Linked DNA regions of Homo sapiens: region 2 is linked to region 1. A link is a loop called in an ENCODE intact Hi-C map of the cell type or tissue named here. Cell type or tissue: A673. All regions are shown on one strand. Each heading gives the region's core, and the rest is flanking DNA. Links, peaks and the distances in the headings are about the cores only.

Region 1 (4,636 bases), core at 403-4,402:
CTATATAAATTCATAGAGAATAAATAAGTTATTTTGAATTTTAGTGGAAAAAGCTGAACAAGACCCCAGAATACTTCAGATGAGATAAGATAAGGATGAACTATGGCTGATGACAGAAAAAAAAATGCCTTATTTGAAGAAAAGAGAATAAATAGACCTGAAAGCAGAAAAAATCCCTATGTCAAGAAATTATAATCATTTATGTAAAATCATTTAACATAGAATGCACATTAAAAGGCAATGGGGTAAAGATCAAAAGATCAAAAGACAATACAAATGATTTTGGTATGGAGGTAGCTCAGAGATTATCTTGTCAAATGAGATTATGGGTAATATTTTCCTGATACAGATGAAAATCTGGCATAAAGGCAATTTATGGTCACAGTAGTATTCAACTGTTGGGTCACTGTTTCTTTTCATTCTTCTAAAAGTAGAACACCTAAAACATTCTTATTTTTTCTGCAGTTTCATGAATCAGGAAGTTGAAGAATAATAAGGAAACCCTTATACTCAATTTAGTTCTAAGCATCATTTAATAATTTGAACTAATGGGAAACGTAAGGGAGACTGTCCATGTCATTTTAACTCTTGGTTACCAAGGAAATATATTAATGATGATTAGAGCCAAACAAAACTGAGATAGGATCGAGTTGGGATGGGAAAGCATGCCATGGGCTTTGGCATAAGATACATCTGGTTTTAAGCCTCCTAGACTCAATTATTTACTATCTTAGGGACTTTGATCAAGTCAACACTTCTTTTCTGAGACTTTTGTTTTCATTTCTAATGAGTAGTTTACATATATCCAGAATACAGTGTCATTACCATATGCTGCCCTAGATCAAAAAATTTGACTTCAGAAATTCTGTAATTCTCTCTTCTATCAATAAGGTCACTGAAATAGAAAATTACTGTAATAATTCAAAATCTCGCAATTAACTATGTCTGCATATGGGGAGAGGAAAAATAGTCATACTGGGCAAGTTACTAAGCAACCACTTTGTAAAACCCTATCTCACCAGGCTGAGAAGAGAACAAAGAAATGATGCTTTCCTGTTAGGCCCTATTAATCCCCTTTAAAGGTGACACATTACCAACAAAAAGATGGCCAGTCATTTCTTTAACAACTTGTTGGTAAATGGGGTTTTGCATTTCTATGACTCTCCTTCTAATTTTCCTATATTAAATTTTAATGTTTCTTGAGACATGGACCTCTTTGGGAGTCATGGAAGCTCCAGTAAATAAATGAATGCTTGAAAAACCTAACAGATAGTTGCACACATATTTTGTCCTTGAAACCCACTTATGGATCCCCAGATAAAGCGAAACATAGAAGTATATTATTTCTAATTTCTTAGATTTGCACTCAAACTCCAAAAATATTTACTTATTAAAATAAAATGCAGATATTAAACCCAAGGAAATTATGTTTACTAAAAAAGAAGACAAACAAAAATACTCCAAAAGTCACTTTTATAAGAAATATTGCAATTAAAAATACTGAATGGGGCTATGATGGAATGCAGGACAGTGTATTCTTTGCGTGATCCCATTTGAAAATTTAATGGGACTCATAATCTCAGAAAAATTGACTACAATCTGCAGATGAGAGTCAACCTATATTTTATTAGCATAAAGAAAAAAAAAAAACACTACTTTAAAAAACCCACAGCTGTTTTTCCAGATGATTCCAGAAACTACCTTACTGTAATTATGTGGGGGCACTTTTGAAATGCTGATTTTTTTTTTTTTTTTTGCCATACCTACTGAATCAAAATCTCTACGATGATGCCTGTAAGTGTGTTTTTAACAAGCATCCTGACTGATCTTTAGCTAAGCTAAAATTTGAGAAACACTTTGCCATAGTTTTAAATATCTTCATTAAGAGTATCTGATATCTAACCAAAACTTAAATCCTACAATATTAAATTTCACTTCGCTGAATGAAATACATTTCCAACCTAGATTGCCCTATATTTTTGGTATGGATACTTTTTATAGATTTGATTGTATTGTCCATGGGAAGTTAAAAGAGCTAAAACACTAAGGGGTAAAAAACTGCCTATCTGTGATTGTCATCTTGTTCAGTTAATAAGAAATAATAACAATCATATCATCCTGGGAAGCAACATGAGTTGTAGTGACCACTTTCACCTTGACAGCAGAACAGTAGGATCTCCAGAGATTATTTTCTGAGAAAGGCATAATACCCAAAAACTGAGTGTTATTTAAAGTTTTCAAAAGAAATAATTTCATAATGATATGAACGTTGTAAGTCTAACAAAATTCAAGATGTATCTTTCCTTTAATTCTGATTATAGAATTTGTAAATTAGTAGAATAAAGAGGGATACATTTTTGTCTTTGGTATCACTTTAATCTTTCAAACTTGTGTTTATTTATTTTTTCTTTTTCCCAGGAAGAGAATAAAGTGGGGAGGGGAGGCTTGGAAGGAGGGAGCAGACACAATGAAACTGACAACCATTCCAGAAAAGAATGTTTTTTATGATACAGGAGTCCATTAGGGATTCAACAGAGGCAACTAAACTAATTACAAGAAGCTAAACAGCACCCCTCCCCTAAGGATGACATTCAGTATTGACCTGCTAAGAAGATAAATGCCAAACACATTTATTGTCATAGGGGTCAGTACTTGTCCCGTACTAAAACAATCAAGAATCTGCTGGCACTCTCGGCCTTGCGTCACATGCTACCTGCATGAGAGCATTGTGCATACAAGGAGGAGCTTGTCACACTGGGCAACGCAAGCATGCTGAGGCCGCGGAACGTCTGTGCCAGCACTTTCGCATCATTATCAATCATGCTCTAGCTCTTGCTGGGGCAACAGGAAGGAAATTTGTGGCATATAAATGTAAATCATTGCATGCTCTTTGGAATAGAATAATCATCAAATTGATTTACTAGCTATGCACAGTTCTCAGAGAAAGTTTGAAAGTGGGGAGTGTTTTTGATAGGGTGGAGAGGTTGGCTTTTCCTGAATTATTCATATATAACTAAAATAAGAAGTGATCAGAATTATCTATCACAGCTTTCTTGGTAGTAATTAACACTAATTCCTGGAAGCACACTGGAGTGAGAAGTCAGAGAAGAAATTCTACACCCCATGTCAGTATAATATCTCACCCTTTCGTGTCCTGTTGTGGCCCAAATAAAAGTGTCGGATTTATGCCAGCAGAGTTGGCACGAGTTATGTGCACATTTCTGCTATTCTTATTGTTTATTGTTATGTGTTTAAGTACTTAGAAGGCATCAAGAGGAAGCCAATGGGAAGACCTTCTCCATGACTGTAAATTCATAGTCTTGAGAAACAATGTTGATAGGCTTGGACAGGAATAAACACATCCCTAAAAGCCATACACTTTGCCATAATTTTGGTATCTGAGCAAATCTAAATGGTTTTCTTCTTCTTCTGTCTTCTCCAATGCTGTGCATTATGCTAAATTCAACACTAAAAATGAACAGGCAAATACCTCAAGTGCATGATACATTGACCTACCTTCAGTACTAGGCTAGCACTATTCATAGCATAGGACAGATGCAGTCATCCCAGAATGCACCACCCTGAACACTAATTCCATCAGCAGAATAATAGGAGAACTACAACGTCCTCATCATCCTAGAAACTGTGTTCAGGATCCTCATTTGACAAGCAACATGGGAATGGTAGATGCAAAATGACAAGGTTTGTCCACAATTTCTTGGAAATAATAGAAGTTCTACTTGATTCTCTATTCAGAAAAAAAAAAGAGGATGCCATTATTATAGACCAATGAAAGAAATTATTTTTATTTGATTAGGGTAAAAATAGCAACCTGTCAGATGTAATCTTATATACAGGACAAAATATTTACAATTATGCTACAACTTTTTTTTTTTTTTAGATGGAGTCTCGCTCTGTCTCCAGGCTGGTGTGCTGTGGTGCAATCTCCACTCACTGTAACCTCCGCCTCCCGGGTTCAAGCAATTCACCTGCCTTAGCCTCCTGAGTAGCTGGGACTACAGGCGTGCACCACCAAGCCCAGCTAATTTTTGTATTTTTGAGTAGAGACAGGGTTTCACCATGTTGGTCAGGCTGGTCTCGAACTCTTGACCTTGTGATCTGCCCACCTCGGCCTCCCAAAGTGCTGGAATTGTAGGCATGAGCCACTGCACCTGGCCACAAAATTTGCATTTTCTAATCTATAGTGTAGAGAGGCTGTATATACATTATATATACACACACACACACACACACGCACACACACAGCCTCTCTGTAGTGTAGAGAAAGTAGAAACATATAGTGTACATATGTTTGGTCACAGGGCCTTGAAACATACAGTGTACATATATGCTGTAGAATTTATGCTGAACAGGAGGTTCAAGGGCCTGTGAGAAACATATCGTGTACATATGTTTCAAGGGCCTGTGACCAATTTACCACCAAATTCAAAATCTACTTTAATATATACTTAATAGGATTGAATTCACTTTTTGGTCTTCTCATTATAGCCTCTGACATTTTTAGTAACACTTTAGTAAGTAAGACTTATCTATGTTTATATATGCATATGCATATGTATATTTATATATGTAGATAGATATGTAGATAAACTACACATCTAAATGTACACATGCA
Region 2 (4,636 bases), core at 464-4,463, 74 kb before region 1:
TTGAGACAAATGGCCAGGTGCACTGCTTAAATTTCTGCCCTGTGGCAGGACGTTTCTGCACCGCTGTCCTTAAGAATATCTCAGGAAGAGGCTGATGTGCTATAGATGACCAAGTTTCTAGAGGGTGCCTTCAGATCATGCAGAACCATCTGGAACCAGGCCTGAGTTCTTTCTTCCTTAGTCAGTCGATTGTAGGGAACTCTTCATGAGGCCGTAAGTGAGGTCTGAGAGAGAGAAGGCAGCGTAGCAGGAATAGGGGGCGTGGGCATTTGGGACACTTCTTCATGCAGCTTACACTTGCCTTCAGGCTAGTGGTGGAATATTTCAAGAAGAACCCTGGAATATGAAAATTCTCAGAAGGTTCTACCAGGACTTGCTGGTAAAGCAGGAATTGCAGGGATTAGGCCCAGTATCAGCTTGTAAGAAATGGCATTGAAGGGCTAATTATGAATGAAAATAACTCTGCCTTTTGTAGTTACTTATCTCATCTTTTTCTTGAATGTGGATTTTCTTTAATAATGTCCTTAAGGCCAGTTGGCCATGGCCATATCCCAGTCCCATTTCCTGGGTCAAAAATAGAAGATTTTTGTAGTGCCAAGGGGATGTTTTAGAGTTGAAAATATCACTTTAACTCCCAATTTCTCTAAGTCTTCTCAACATATGCCAAACCGCTATTTTGGTTGAAATATACTCCATCCTTTATTAGTATCAGGCTGTGAAGAGGCAGTGTGAATATAATTAGAGACTTTCTTTTAATTTTTGTTAGCAAAAATGGATGTCTTGAATAATGAGTAACTTTTTCTGTTCATTCATGCATTTAATGCCCAGTAGTTCCCAGCTTAACTCAGGAGTACTTGTCTTTTTCATTCCTATACAGCACATAGATAGAAGACACCAAGAACCTACAAGTATGAGTTTACCCAAAACCCTGGGTTTATACTCCCTGAAGATTACACATGTTAAATTCTCTTTTATCTGAGGATTATTAAAAAAAGAATATTTGCCTTATTTTCTTTGTTAATGGCTATATTGCCTCTAAATTGAGTTTTTACTTTTAAGTGTATAATATTGTGTAATAGCTCATGTAATAGAAAAATGCTCATAATATAATTCAACCTATATTAAATAATAATACACCTGGTTTAATCTAAAATTCTGGGCATCATGTTGTCTAACATTCACCATGCAAATTTTATAAATTACATGCAACTGAGCTTGCCAGTTCAATAACAAGAATAAAAGCCAGAACTAAATACTCAACTACTTAGTTTAACAATATATCTATTTTCAAAATGCTCTGACTAGGTTGAATGTTATTTCATGTAAATACATTTAAATCTTTAATCAGGATGACATAAGTTAATCAATTCCTTCATGCAACTATATATTCAACTTTATAAATAACTGTTCATTTATCCTTTGTAACAGAAATAAATGTAAAACTTTAGAATTTGTAAGTTACATATTTGAAACACTTAAGTTGCTTAAGATGTTTTTACAGCTATATTATAAGATAAAATTACTTTTATCTCATTTTAGTTAAAAATTATGTGCAGTATATGTAGTAAAACATTTTGATTATAGTGATTATACAATTTCTGGTAGATATTTTTAGACAATATATTTTTATAAGTGGATATCCAATACCAGCACCATTTGTTGAAAAGATTGTCCTATACCCTATTGACTGCTTTGCAACTTGTGTTGAAAAATTAACAGATCATAAATATAATGATTTACAGATTCCCAGTTCTGCTCTGTTTAACTACATGTCTATCATTATGCCAATATCATATTGGCTTGATTACTGTGGTCTATACTTTATGTTTCTTTATGTTTTGTAGTGGGAAAGTATGAATCCTCCAACTCTGTTCCTTTTCAGAACTGTTTTTGCTTTTCTGGGTCCTTTGCATTTCCACGCAAATGTTAGGGTCAATTTGTCAATTTCTACAGAAAAGCCCGTTAGGATATTAAGGATTGCAGAGAGGCTAAAGATCATGTCCAGAAGAATTAACATCTTAACAGTATTTAATCTTTCATTTCATGAACATGAGTGGATCTCCTTTAATTAGATCTTTAATTTCTCTTGTCAATGTTGTATTCTCTTGCACTTCTTTGGTTCGATTTATCTTAGGTATTCAACTCTTTTCATTCATTAACATCAGACAGCTATGTCTGATGTTAGCTGTAGGTTTTTTGTAGGTGTCCTTTATAAGATTGGCAATAATCTCTTCTATTCCTTATCTGTGAAAATTTTTGTTATGAGTGGGTGCTGGGTTTATCTTTCTGTGTTTATTGAAATTTTCATGTAAATTTTTTCAGCTTTATCCCATCAATTGGGCATATGACATTAATTAGTGTTTCAATGTGAAACCAAATCCTGTATTTCCGGTATGAATCTAACTTGGTCATGGTTTATAATCCCTTCCATATACTGCTGGATTCTGTTTGCTAACATTTTGTTGTTGAGAAATTTTGTATCTATATCTATCTACATGAAAGATATTTGTCCATAATTTATAGTGCATTTGTTTGGCTGTAATATCAGAATAATACTATCCTTATAGTATAAGCTTTGGCAAGTGTTCTCTCCTCTTCTATTTTTCTGAAAGAGTTTGTAATGAATTGTCATTTTTTTCTTTAAATGATTCATAGAATTTACCGAGGAAATTGGGCTTGAGTTTTTCTCTGTAGGAAGACATTTTCATTACTAATTCTATATTTCATTTGTAATATATCAGTTAAGGTTGCTTATTTTTTCTTGAGTCAATTTTGGTACTTTGTCTTTCTAGGAATTTTAAAGTTTCTTCTGATTTGTCTAGCTTGTTGGCATCAACTTGTTCTTACTAATCCCTTATGATCTTTAACATTTCTTTAAGGTCAATAGGAATGTCCTCTCTTTCATTCCTGATTTTTGGTAATTTGTCTGTTCTCTGTTTTACTTTGTTGATTCTAGCAAAGTGTTGTCAATTTTAATGATCTTATCAAAGAACCAACTTTTGATTGAATTAATTTTCTCTGCTGTTTTTCTGCTTTTTATCTCATTGGTTTTTGATCTAGTGTTTATTATTTTCTTCATTCTGCATGCTTTTAGTTTGCTATTCTTTATCTGTTTTCCTAAGGCGAAAGTTTGTTCTTCTAATGTGGGTGTTTAATGCTATACATTTTCCTCTAAGTACTACTTTGGCTTCATCTTGTAAATTTTAATATGTTTTGTTTTTGCTTTTATTCAGTTAAAACCTTATTCTAAATTTCCTTGTGGTCTTGTTGACCCATGGGTTATTTAGAAGTGTGTTGCTTAATTTTCAAATATTTGTGGATTTGTCCAGCTTTTATCAGTTTGTTGATTTCCAATTTAATTTCATTGGGTTGAAGAATATATCTTGCATGCTTTTGATTCCATTAAATTTATTGAGATTTATTTTATAATCAGGCTTATAGTAGCCAGTCTTTATGGCTTGCACCAATGGAGCTGGGTCAGTGGAACTAGAGCACCTTCAGGATAAAACTCCAATCTACTCATATTTGGAGAATTTCTGGAAGAGGCAATAAGTATTTATGACTTAAATGTGGGGAGATAACTCCGTAGCCAAAATTTTTTGATAAGCCTGAACATAATTCCATATAAAACTACAATGTGGGTAAATAACATTGTAAAGAAAAGCTCTGGATAAAAATAGTTATTCTGTCAGAAAATACCCATGGGAAAAGATTTAGATGTGGTTCTAAAAATTGTCTTCATAATTAAAGAGTCAAACACTTTCTTTGATTTCTACCCAGGAAAAAAATATGTATGAATTTACGGTCAGAAGAAAAGCTTGAAGTGAATGATTTAATCCAAACAGAATGTAATGAGTCACCACCTGCATCAGGCTCAATGCCAGATATTGGATCCCAGTACCAGGGAGCTCAAGAAAGATTAAAGAATGTCTACTTAACTAATAGTAGGACATTAAATATTACAGGGCAAATTTTTATTTTTAAAAAATCAAACTGCTGCATTTTACCCAATTTTCATCTACATTAGGAATGCATGATATTTAAAAAAAGAAAATACAAAACTTTCGAGCAAAGTATCTGAGATGACTGTTTTATTATTTTATTTGGTAAAACAAAAATAAATCAACAGTCAAAGAATACTGTTGCCATCCTCTCCAATTGCCACCACCAAAAATGTTAGCAAATAAATATAATCTTTTTATGTTAAAAAGAACCTAAACCCAGGGGTTTTCAGCTCTGAGTAGAAAGACCATTTTTATACCTCCCTCTTCTATCATTTTTCCTCCTTTCTTCCTTCCTTTCCCTCCCTTCTTCCCTCCTTTCTTCTTTCTTTCTTCCTGTCCTCCCTCTTACTCTTTCTTTTCCTGATTTTTCTCTTTCTCCTCCTCCCCCTCTTTCTTTCCCTCCCTTCAGGAAAATAGAAAGCCAATATATTGAGCTGAAATATCTCAGGCTTTAAATGAAGACGGTGGCCCCCAACTAATGTCCGAGTTAAAATATTCAGTACAAAGATATACATTAGCTTTGACACTGATTCAGCCCAGACCAAAAGCTGGAGAATACATTAGTTTTTAAGATTTGAATTACAATTATGGTTTTTGCAGTAAATAAGATTCAGAATAAAATTTTACAAAAG

What was found. A loop is a pair of places that touch in the nucleus more often than their neighbours do. Peaks named below come from ENCODE experiments on the same cell type or tissue, not always from the same donor. Only the 100,000 strongest peaks of a DNase experiment are listed, where the experiment ranks them.
Region 2: it touches region 1 in a loop (2.2-fold over the local background); 1 of 110 quality-filtered maps calls a loop at or near these places.

The regions. Positions count from the first base shown.
Region 1 is chr6:9,129,965-9,134,600 of GRCh38, reverse strand. The region is part of intron 1 of LOC107986562 (a long non-coding RNA gene); the gene reads left to right. Among named protein-coding and RNA genes, the nearest start is that of HULC, 480 kb to the right of the region's middle. In A673, for the core only: no CTCF peak of the experiment used is centred there; a DNase peak (open chromatin) is centred at 2,850; H3K4me3 peaks cover 545 bases; H3K27ac peaks cover 1,539 bases.
Region 2 is chr6:9,203,598-9,208,233 of GRCh38, reverse strand. No RefSeq gene overlaps it. Among named protein-coding and RNA genes, the nearest start is that of HULC, 550 kb to the right of the region's middle. In A673, for the core only: no CTCF peak of the experiment used is centred there; DNase peaks (open chromatin) are centred at 2,393 and 3,873; H3K27ac peaks cover 2,598 bases.